Linked DNA regions of Homo sapiens: region 2 is linked to region 1. A link is an interaction called in ENCODE POLR2A ChIA-PET data of the cell type or tissue named here. Cell type or tissue: Panc1. All regions are shown on one strand.

What was found. ChIA-PET counts read pairs that join two places held together with the same protein. Peaks named below come from ENCODE experiments on the same cell type or tissue, not always from the same donor. Only the 100,000 strongest peaks of a DNase experiment are listed, where the experiment ranks them.
Region 2: POLR2A ChIA-PET joins it to region 1 with 9 read pairs; 7 of 35 experiments call an interaction of 5 or more read pairs at or near these places.

The regions. Positions count from the first base shown.
Region 1 is chr21:44,924,721-44,928,720 of GRCh38, reverse strand. It overlaps ITGB2-AS1 (ITGB2 antisense RNA 1), which reads right to left. Exons shown (of 3, transcript NR_038316.1): 2 at 1,717-1,853; 3 at 1-867. It also overlaps a transcript of ITGB2 not described here. Among named protein-coding and RNA genes, the nearest start is that of ITGB2-AS1, 5.7 kb to the right of the region's middle. RefSeq lists enhancers at 392-1,591, 936-1,823, 1,824-2,713. In Panc1, no CTCF peak of the experiment used is centred here; no DNase peak of the experiment used is centred here; H3K4me3 peaks cover 1,083 bases; H3K27ac peaks cover 1,774 bases.
Region 2 is chr21:44,779,359-44,783,358 of GRCh38, reverse strand. All of the region lies in intron 3 of UBE2G2 (ubiquitin conjugating enzyme E2 G2), which reads left to right. Among named protein-coding and RNA genes, the nearest start is that of UBE2G2, 20 kb to the left of the region's middle. In Panc1, no CTCF peak of the experiment used is centred here; no DNase peak of the experiment used is centred here; H3K27ac peaks cover 239 bases.

The sequences.
Region 1 (4,000 bases):
TCAGAAAGAAGAGTGGCATGCTTTGACAGCAAGTGGACTCCGAGTCCAGGGCAGAGCCTCAGTTAGGGTAAGAGGCACCCACCCGACCCAACCCGACCCGACCCGACCCGACCCTCGGGAGCCCTGCTCTCTGGTCAGTTGGCCTTCATGGGGGTGGGGAGGTGGGTGGAGGAATGAGGTTTAGTGGTCTGCGAAGGTGGCAGATCTTGTTTTGGTAGATGAGGGCATTATCTCCCACTGCCCCACCACATTCGAGCTGCTTTCAGTCGGCGTGGTGCTTTTGCTCTCTCTGACCATGCAATTGTCGTTCACTGCTGGGCCATGTGGACGGACTGGAATTACAGTTTCTTCTTCTCCGGTTTTCCCCCTGGAGTCCATCGTTGCTTAACTGTTTTCCTCGTTCCATCTCCTTTGAACATTGAGCATCTTCCCACCCCCAGGGGGCCTGGAAGACTTCCCAGCATAACTCCCCACCCAGCCAAGGCTACCGGTCAGTCTGTCCCTGGACAGGGGGTGACAGGTGAGCCTGTCTGGCAGCCCTTGCCAGGGGCTGTGAAATCTTCCTTTGGGTGAGTCAGGGAAGCAAGAATGCCACCTCCTCAGCTCTCTCCCTCAAGGAGGAGCCACACCACGCAGAGGAAGGCAGAGGAGGGAGGAACTGTGCTCCCAGTGTGGGAAGCTGCGTCGGGGGGTTGGGGGGGCACAGGCCCACCCAGGCCACAGGGGGATGGAGGCTGCCCCCAGCTTCTCGCAGCCCTCCCTCCTTCCTACACTCACCTGCCTTCCCCGGGGCAGATCTCCATTTCTGCATTGCACCCAGCCTGGTGGCCTGGGACCAGCCCTGATGGTCAGCCTGTTTGTATGGATCTGTGGGGGATCCCATGAGAAAGAGCTCGTTGGAGCACCCCACCTGGGGCACCCAACTCCATTTCCTGCCCCGAGCCCTCCCCACTCGCCTCCAGGGAGTGTGTGTCACCTCCTCCCCTCTGCCAGCCCTGCCTGCAGCCCTCTTCTCCGCCCCCGCCCCTGCCCCCAGCCTGCAAAAGGTCTCACCCGCCTTCAAAGGGAGCTGAATCAACACTGCAGAAGGAAGTCACTGGGGGGAAGAAGTGAAAAAGAAAAAAAAAGGCCTACGTGGGGGCAGGGTTGGGAGGAGACCAGAGTTGGGTTGCAGGGGAATTTGCAGGCAGGTTGGAGGGTGGGCGGGAGAGGGAAGTGTGGTGAGTGACTGGGAGGGAGCAGCGGTTCCCGGGTGGCCCCAGGGTCCTCGTGGGGGTGCTCTCCAGGCAGGAAGGGACTTTCTGCCACTTGGACATCTCCCTGTGGGGCCAGACCCCAGGGGTCTCCAGGGCTGGTTAGACTCCTTTCTCATCCCTTATGAACCTCACTGACCTGACTCTTCCCTTGGTGCTGCCAAAATATTGCAGCTCCCCAAGCACCTCTGTGAAGTGAGCCTGGAACCACCCTCTCCCCACTGGCCCTCTCCATCCTTAGCATCTTTCTTGACCTTCAAACCCTGCTCCTATGGGGTCTCCTCCGTGGAAACTTCCAGAATCCCACCTGTCACAGAGAGACCTCCTTCCCAAGCTCTGGGGTTGTGTGTTATGGGGGTGGAAGCTGGGCGAAGGGAAGCTGGGGGGCCCAGGCCAGTGTCCAGGATGGGAGGGCAGGAGAGCAGCCCTCAGGCTCTGAATCTCCTTCCCCATCTATGCTCACCGGCTGCCCCCGCTGCCTCCACGTGTGGACGCTGGGGGTCCCTCTCATCTGCCTTGTGTCATGGCTGACATGCTTGTCTCCTGAACTCGATGGTCTGTTCTGGAGCTCAGGGTCGGGCAGCCTCAGAGCACGCAGGTCTGCCAGGCAAGCACAGGGAAAGGCTCAACCAACCAACCCCTGATGACAGCAGGTAGTTTTCTGGAATACATAAGTGAAAGTGACTGCAAATGGAATTTCTGGGCTGACTGGAGGGAAAAGATTGTTCCCAGAATCCTGCTCCAGTCCTGCTCACTCACGCCTGGCTTCAGAACCTAGCTTGGTGATTCAGCAGATGAGAAACCCTGAGCAGTTGTACCCAGACATGCGGCCAGTTTCGCCCACCTGACTCCCTCGGCTCTTAGGGACGGACTCCTCAGTCCTAGCTTGGGATCAACATCTACTCTTTCCTGTGGCTGCTTGGCTGGAGGGCCCTGGGAAGCAGCCCGGCGTGGCCCCACGGATGCCGGTTGCCGGTGCTGCTACATTTCCTTCTGCGGTCGCCATTTCCTCATCAAAGCAAGAGGGCAGGGCAGCAGGCCTCCCGGCTCCGTGGAGCCTGTGATTTTTCACTCCGTGCAGCCACACCTGATATTTTTACACTAAACGCACCAATTACTCACTTGTCTCCACAAAGAAAAACGTGCACAGCCTCTGACTTCCAGCCTTGTGCAACAGGCACATCAGATGGGGGATAGTAAGATGAGTGCTGAGTGAGTCCCCGGAATGGAGGTCTGGGTCCCCCCATAGCAAGGTCACGGCTCTGGGAAGCCCCACGGTCCCTAGCCCCTCCCCTTCACTCCCTCCACCAGCCTTTATTTAATTAATTAATTAATTTATTTATTTATTGTATATATATTTTTTGAGACGGAGTCTCGCTCTGTTGTCCAGGCTGGAGTGCAGTGGCACGATCTTGGCTCACTGCAAGCTCCGCCTCCCAGGTTCACACCATTTTCCTGCCTCAGCCTCCCAAGTAGCTGGGACTACAGGCACCCGCCACCATGCCCAGCTAATTTTATTTTTATTGATTTATTTTTGTTGTTGTTGTATTTTTAGTAGAGACGAGGTTTCACCATGTTAGCCAGGATGGTCTCGAACTCCTGACCTCGTGATCCACCCGCCTCGGCCTCCAAAAGTGCTGGGATTACAGGCGTGAGCCCCCGCGCCCGGCCTCTAACAGCTGTTTTAATGCTCCGTGTGATCATTTCAGCATTGGGATTATCTCGGAGTTGGCATCTATTAGTTATCTTTTCTCTTACAAGTTCTCAAGGTTTTCTTTGTTGCTGTTTGAGTACTTTTGGGTTGTATCATGGACATTTTGAATATTATTTAATAAGACTCTGGATTCTACTAAAATCCTCTGGACAACAATGATCTTTTTGTTTTGCTAGCAGTCAGTCTGGTTAGGGTTAGACCACAAGTCCAGACCTGCCTCTTGTGGGCTGTGGTTCTCATGTGAGTTCAGTTTTTATTTTTTCTTTTCTTTTTCCTTCCTTCCTTCCTTCCTTCCTTCCTTCCTTCCTTCCTTCCTTCCTTCCTTCCTTCCCTCCCTCCCTCCCTTCCTTCTTCCTTTCTTTCTTTCTGACAGGATCTTACTCTGTCACCCAGGCTGGAGTGCAGTGGTGTGATCTTGGCTCACCATAGCCTTGGCAACGTAGCGAGACCTAGTCTCTATTAAAAAAAGAAAGAAAGAAACAACAGCAACAAAAAGAAAATTTACGGAATTGTGCAATCATCACCACAATCTAATTTCAGAGCATTTCCACCCCCTGAAAGATCCTTCTGCTCATTTGCAGTCACTTCCTCCTAGCTCCTTTAAAAAAAAAAAAAAGATATAAACTATTTTAAGAATACAGAACAGCATGGAGAGCACTAGTACCAATCCCCAAACAGCTACCTCTCATCTTACCAAATCTTAACATGTTGCCTGACTTGCCCAGAACTTTTTCTTCCTTTTTAGTAAAGAAAACTCTACAATAGAACTTTGAAGCCCTCTGCTTCCATCTCCCAGGCCCGTAGCCTTCTCTGTCTTCAGGGGTAACCACTGTCCTGCTCTAGGGGTGTGTGGGTCTGCAGGGACGAGGTGCATGTTATTCTTCAATGCCTCCTTCTACATTTTGCTTTTCAGAAGAATCTCAGTGTTACGGATCTGTGGGTCACGAGGCTTCAGAGCAGCACTTCAAGGGCTCTTATTCATTACCCCGTAGCGTGAGTGTGGCACCATGGATGTATGTGATCTAGGCTATAT
Region 2 (4,000 bases), 150 kb after region 1:
AAACTATCAGACTATCTTCCTAGAGTAGCTCACCATTTTGCATTCCCAGCAGCAGTGTATGAGCATTCCAGTTTCTCCACTTCCACACCAACACTGCTGTTGTCTGATAACAGCTGTTCTTGTGGGTGTAAAGTGGGGTCTCCTTACAGATTTGACTTGGATTTCCTTGACGACTAATGATGTTGAGCATCTCTTAATGGGCTTATTGGCCGTTCATGTATCTTCTTTGGTGAACTTCAGAACTTTTCCCCATTTTTATATTCGGTTGTTTTCTTGTTGATGGAACGTTAAGAGTTTTTAAAATATATTTTGATACAAGTCCTTCATTAGACATAGGATTTTTAAATATTTTCTTCCAATCTGCAACTCTCCATTTTGTTTTCTTAATAGAGTCTTTTGAAACTAAAAAGTTGTTAATTTTGATGAAGTGTGATTTTGCATTTTTTTTCTTATATAGAGCATGCTTTTGGTGTTGTATATAACCCAAGGTTGCAAAGATTTTCTCTTATGTTTGCTTGTAGAAGTTTTGTGTTTTTTCACTTTTACATTTAGGCCTTTGATCTATTTTGATTGACTTAGTGTCATGTATGGAGTTAGGTGGGAGTCTGTTTCATTCTTTTGTATGTGGTTATCCAGTTGTCTCAGCACCATTTGTTGAAAAGACAGTTCTTTCCCCATTGCATAATTTTGGCACCTTTGTCAAAAATCAGTTGACTATAAATGCAAGGATTTATTTTTGGACTCTGAATTGCATTCCATTGATCTATGCCTATCCTTAGGCCATTACTACACTGTCTTGATTACTGGAGCTTCATGGTAAGTTTTAAAATTGGGAAATTTAAGTCCGCCAACTTTGTTCTTTTTCAAGATTGTTTACTAGGCCATTGCATTTCCATTACATTTTAGGGTCAGCTTGTCAATTTCTACAAAATGCCTGGTGGGATTTTGATTGAGACTACATTGAATCTTTAGATAAGTTTGAGGGATATTGCCATCATATCAGTACTGAGTGCTCTAATCCATGAACATGGACTGTCTCTCCATTTATTTAGGTGTTTTAAAATTCTCAGCAATGCCATGATACATTTGAATTTTTAGAAATCCAGTTTTGTAGATTAGAGTATGTGAATTTATACACACATAGAGAAAAGCTGGAACAATAACCAAACTTAACTCTGGTTACCTCAAGGAGGTGATTTTGGGAGGGGGAGTGAGGGAGGTATTTGCTTTTTATTTTATATACTTCTGTATTTGAATATTTTCCAACATTCTTTTATTTTCCTAGTTAAATAAGGTCAAAGTTTATGTTGTAAAAGTGATTGTCTATGTTAGAATATACTATAAAGTTCTTATAATTGATGAACTTATTTAGTACACTTTATAGTTCAAATATATTAGATTTAAAAATTTTAAGAAACATCTATATTGCAAAAAATAATTAGGGTATGGCTGTAGATGCCTTTTGGACAGGTTTAACTATGAAAATAATTATATGGAGCAAAAGCTATATTTGCCCCTACTATGATTTCATAAAATGGAAATGTTCCCCCTTTTCTTCCGAGCAGTTCTTAGCATTGGTTATCTACCTGAGTATCGCCTGGGGTGCTTAGAACACCACAAAACAGAAAGGAAACACAGGGGATCTCTGGGTTTAAACCAGAGCCAGGGCCCTGCTCTGGGGGTGAGGGTCAAATATGTCATCCTGGTGGAGACCAAGTGCTGGAGGAAAGTGCAGGAAGGCACTTCCCCAAATCACGGCTTCTTACAGCCTCGTCCTCTTGCTACGAGGGTATTGGGATCAGTTTCTATTTAACTCCTCACTGCCTGGCACAGCCACAAGCACAACCTGGCATAGCAGAGCCAGTGTCCTAGGGCTTTTAAAGTGCCCAGTGTGGGGGCTGTGTGTGCAGCCCACCTTGGTCCTGCTGTCCTGGGCATTAGTGGGGTGGGAACATCGGCAAGAAGCTTTTGCTGAACTGCAGAGCAGGGACTGAAGGAAGGAGACGCACCCAAGCTCAGATGCCGGGAGCCCTCATGCCCTTCCTGCTGGGTGCCCTCTGTCGATTCTGTAGCGTAAGGGAGGTGCTTATCCTTCCCCCAGAGTGGAGGGTGCCCATGAAGCAGTTTGCCCTTCCCGTCTCCAGCTCAGCTGGCTCCAGCTTTTGGAGGGCCATCGTCCCTTAGTCATCCACTTCAGGTTTTAAATACTGATGGATGAGTTTGCATTCTCTGTGATTTTAATTCTTTATCACATGTGCGTTGGAGACTTCTTGTCTATGTGCTGTGACAAACTTGATAAAGAGAACAGCAGCAAAAGCAGTCGGCTTTCCCAACACCTGCGTGCAGCTGAAGTGGCGAGCGCACCAGTTCCTGGAACACCGCTTGCCGGCGAAGCTCAGGGCACCCACTTGCCCTGGGTGCTCCATAAGGCACTCTGACCTGCCTGCTGCTTCTCTTATCTAGAAAGTAAAAAGTGTTAGAAAGGCAATGCAAAGAAGAACAATCTCTCCCTTGAGTTGAGTGTGGAAAGACAGAAGAGGCTGATCTTCGCTTTTCACTGGCATATAAGTGACCCACACTGTTGCTGAGGAATGGTCACAACTCTGGAGGAGGACAGTGACAAGGCAGTTGTCCTTTGTGAGGAGGGAGAATTGCTAGTCAGGAGTAGGCCATGGGTGTTTTCAATATTTGCTTTTGTATCTAATTCACCCACAAGACAGCAAAACAGTCTGAGCTGTTGCAAGCGTGCCTCCTGTGTAGAGTGCAGGGTCATTATGATGCTTAATCTAATGCTTGTCCTTAGCTCAGCTCCGAAAGAGTTTAGGTCATGATTTCAATCAATAAGGCAGCATAATTTGCAGGCTTTGAAAAATTTACATTTGCTTTGGATATATTTGTGTCCTCCTTGTTGTTGTTTCTTTTGAAGATTCCCAGGTGAGGCCATCTTCGGTGAAAGAGAAGTGAGGTTGTCTGGGAGTATGGCAATAAAACTTGTCCAAAAACAGCACTGTGGCGTCTCCCACTCCTGGCTCGGGAGTTGCCTGGAAGGCATGTTCCATGGGGTCAGGCATGCTGCTGCACACCACTGCCCATCTGCCCTCCTGTCTGGGCGCCAGGCGTTCTAGAAAAGAGAAAGAAATCCCAGTTTCAAACCAGTAGTAAACCGGAGCATTTGCAAATAACTTTGATATTTAAGATGTGGGCGCACTTCAGGAAATGTTTGGTCATGCTTCTGAGGCTAGGAACGACCTGGTGGATTAAAAAAAATTTTTTTTAAAGAAAGCCCTATTATGAGAAACAAAGAACTGTTATCAAAGTATTGAGCAAATACCATTTGGCTCATTCCAAAAACACTACCCAGACATTTTTTCTTATTCTGGACTCAGAGGTGCCAGAAATATTGAGTGCTGGCAAGCATTCCTGACATATGAACAGTGTTACTTTTAAAGATAGTATCTTTATGTGCCTGACTTCTGATTTCGCAGTTTGAACTGTGTTCTCTTAACTCTAATACTAAATTGATCTAGGACCTTGACTAAGTCATTTCATCCTTGGATTTTCCAGCCTTGCTTGACAGTAAAATGAAAACCACAATCCTTGGTGCCCTTTCATCAGAGGGCGTGTGGAGAATGAATGGGTGGTGGTTATCGTTTGCTCTGAGCTCTTGTACTGGACAGGAGGCTCGGGGTGGCCACGCCTCACTCTGATACATGGTGTGTGCCCACCCTGTGTTGAGAAGGCGGGGCTTCAGGAATGTGTTTGTTCAGGCCATTGCAGGGGGAGCAGAGTAACCCAGGCTTGAGGCGTCCCCAGGCTGCCGGGCGCTGGGTGCCAGTGTGGGCCGGGGGGGGTACTCATCCGGGCACTGTCCTCTCCAGCGCGGCTGTTGTACCAGTAGCAAGAGCTCATGCTCGTGCCTCCCTCGGTGGCGTTCCCTGTGCTGGTCATGCTGAGGCTCTGGGGACTGTCACACAGTACCCCCCCCCCACCCCAGCTCCCC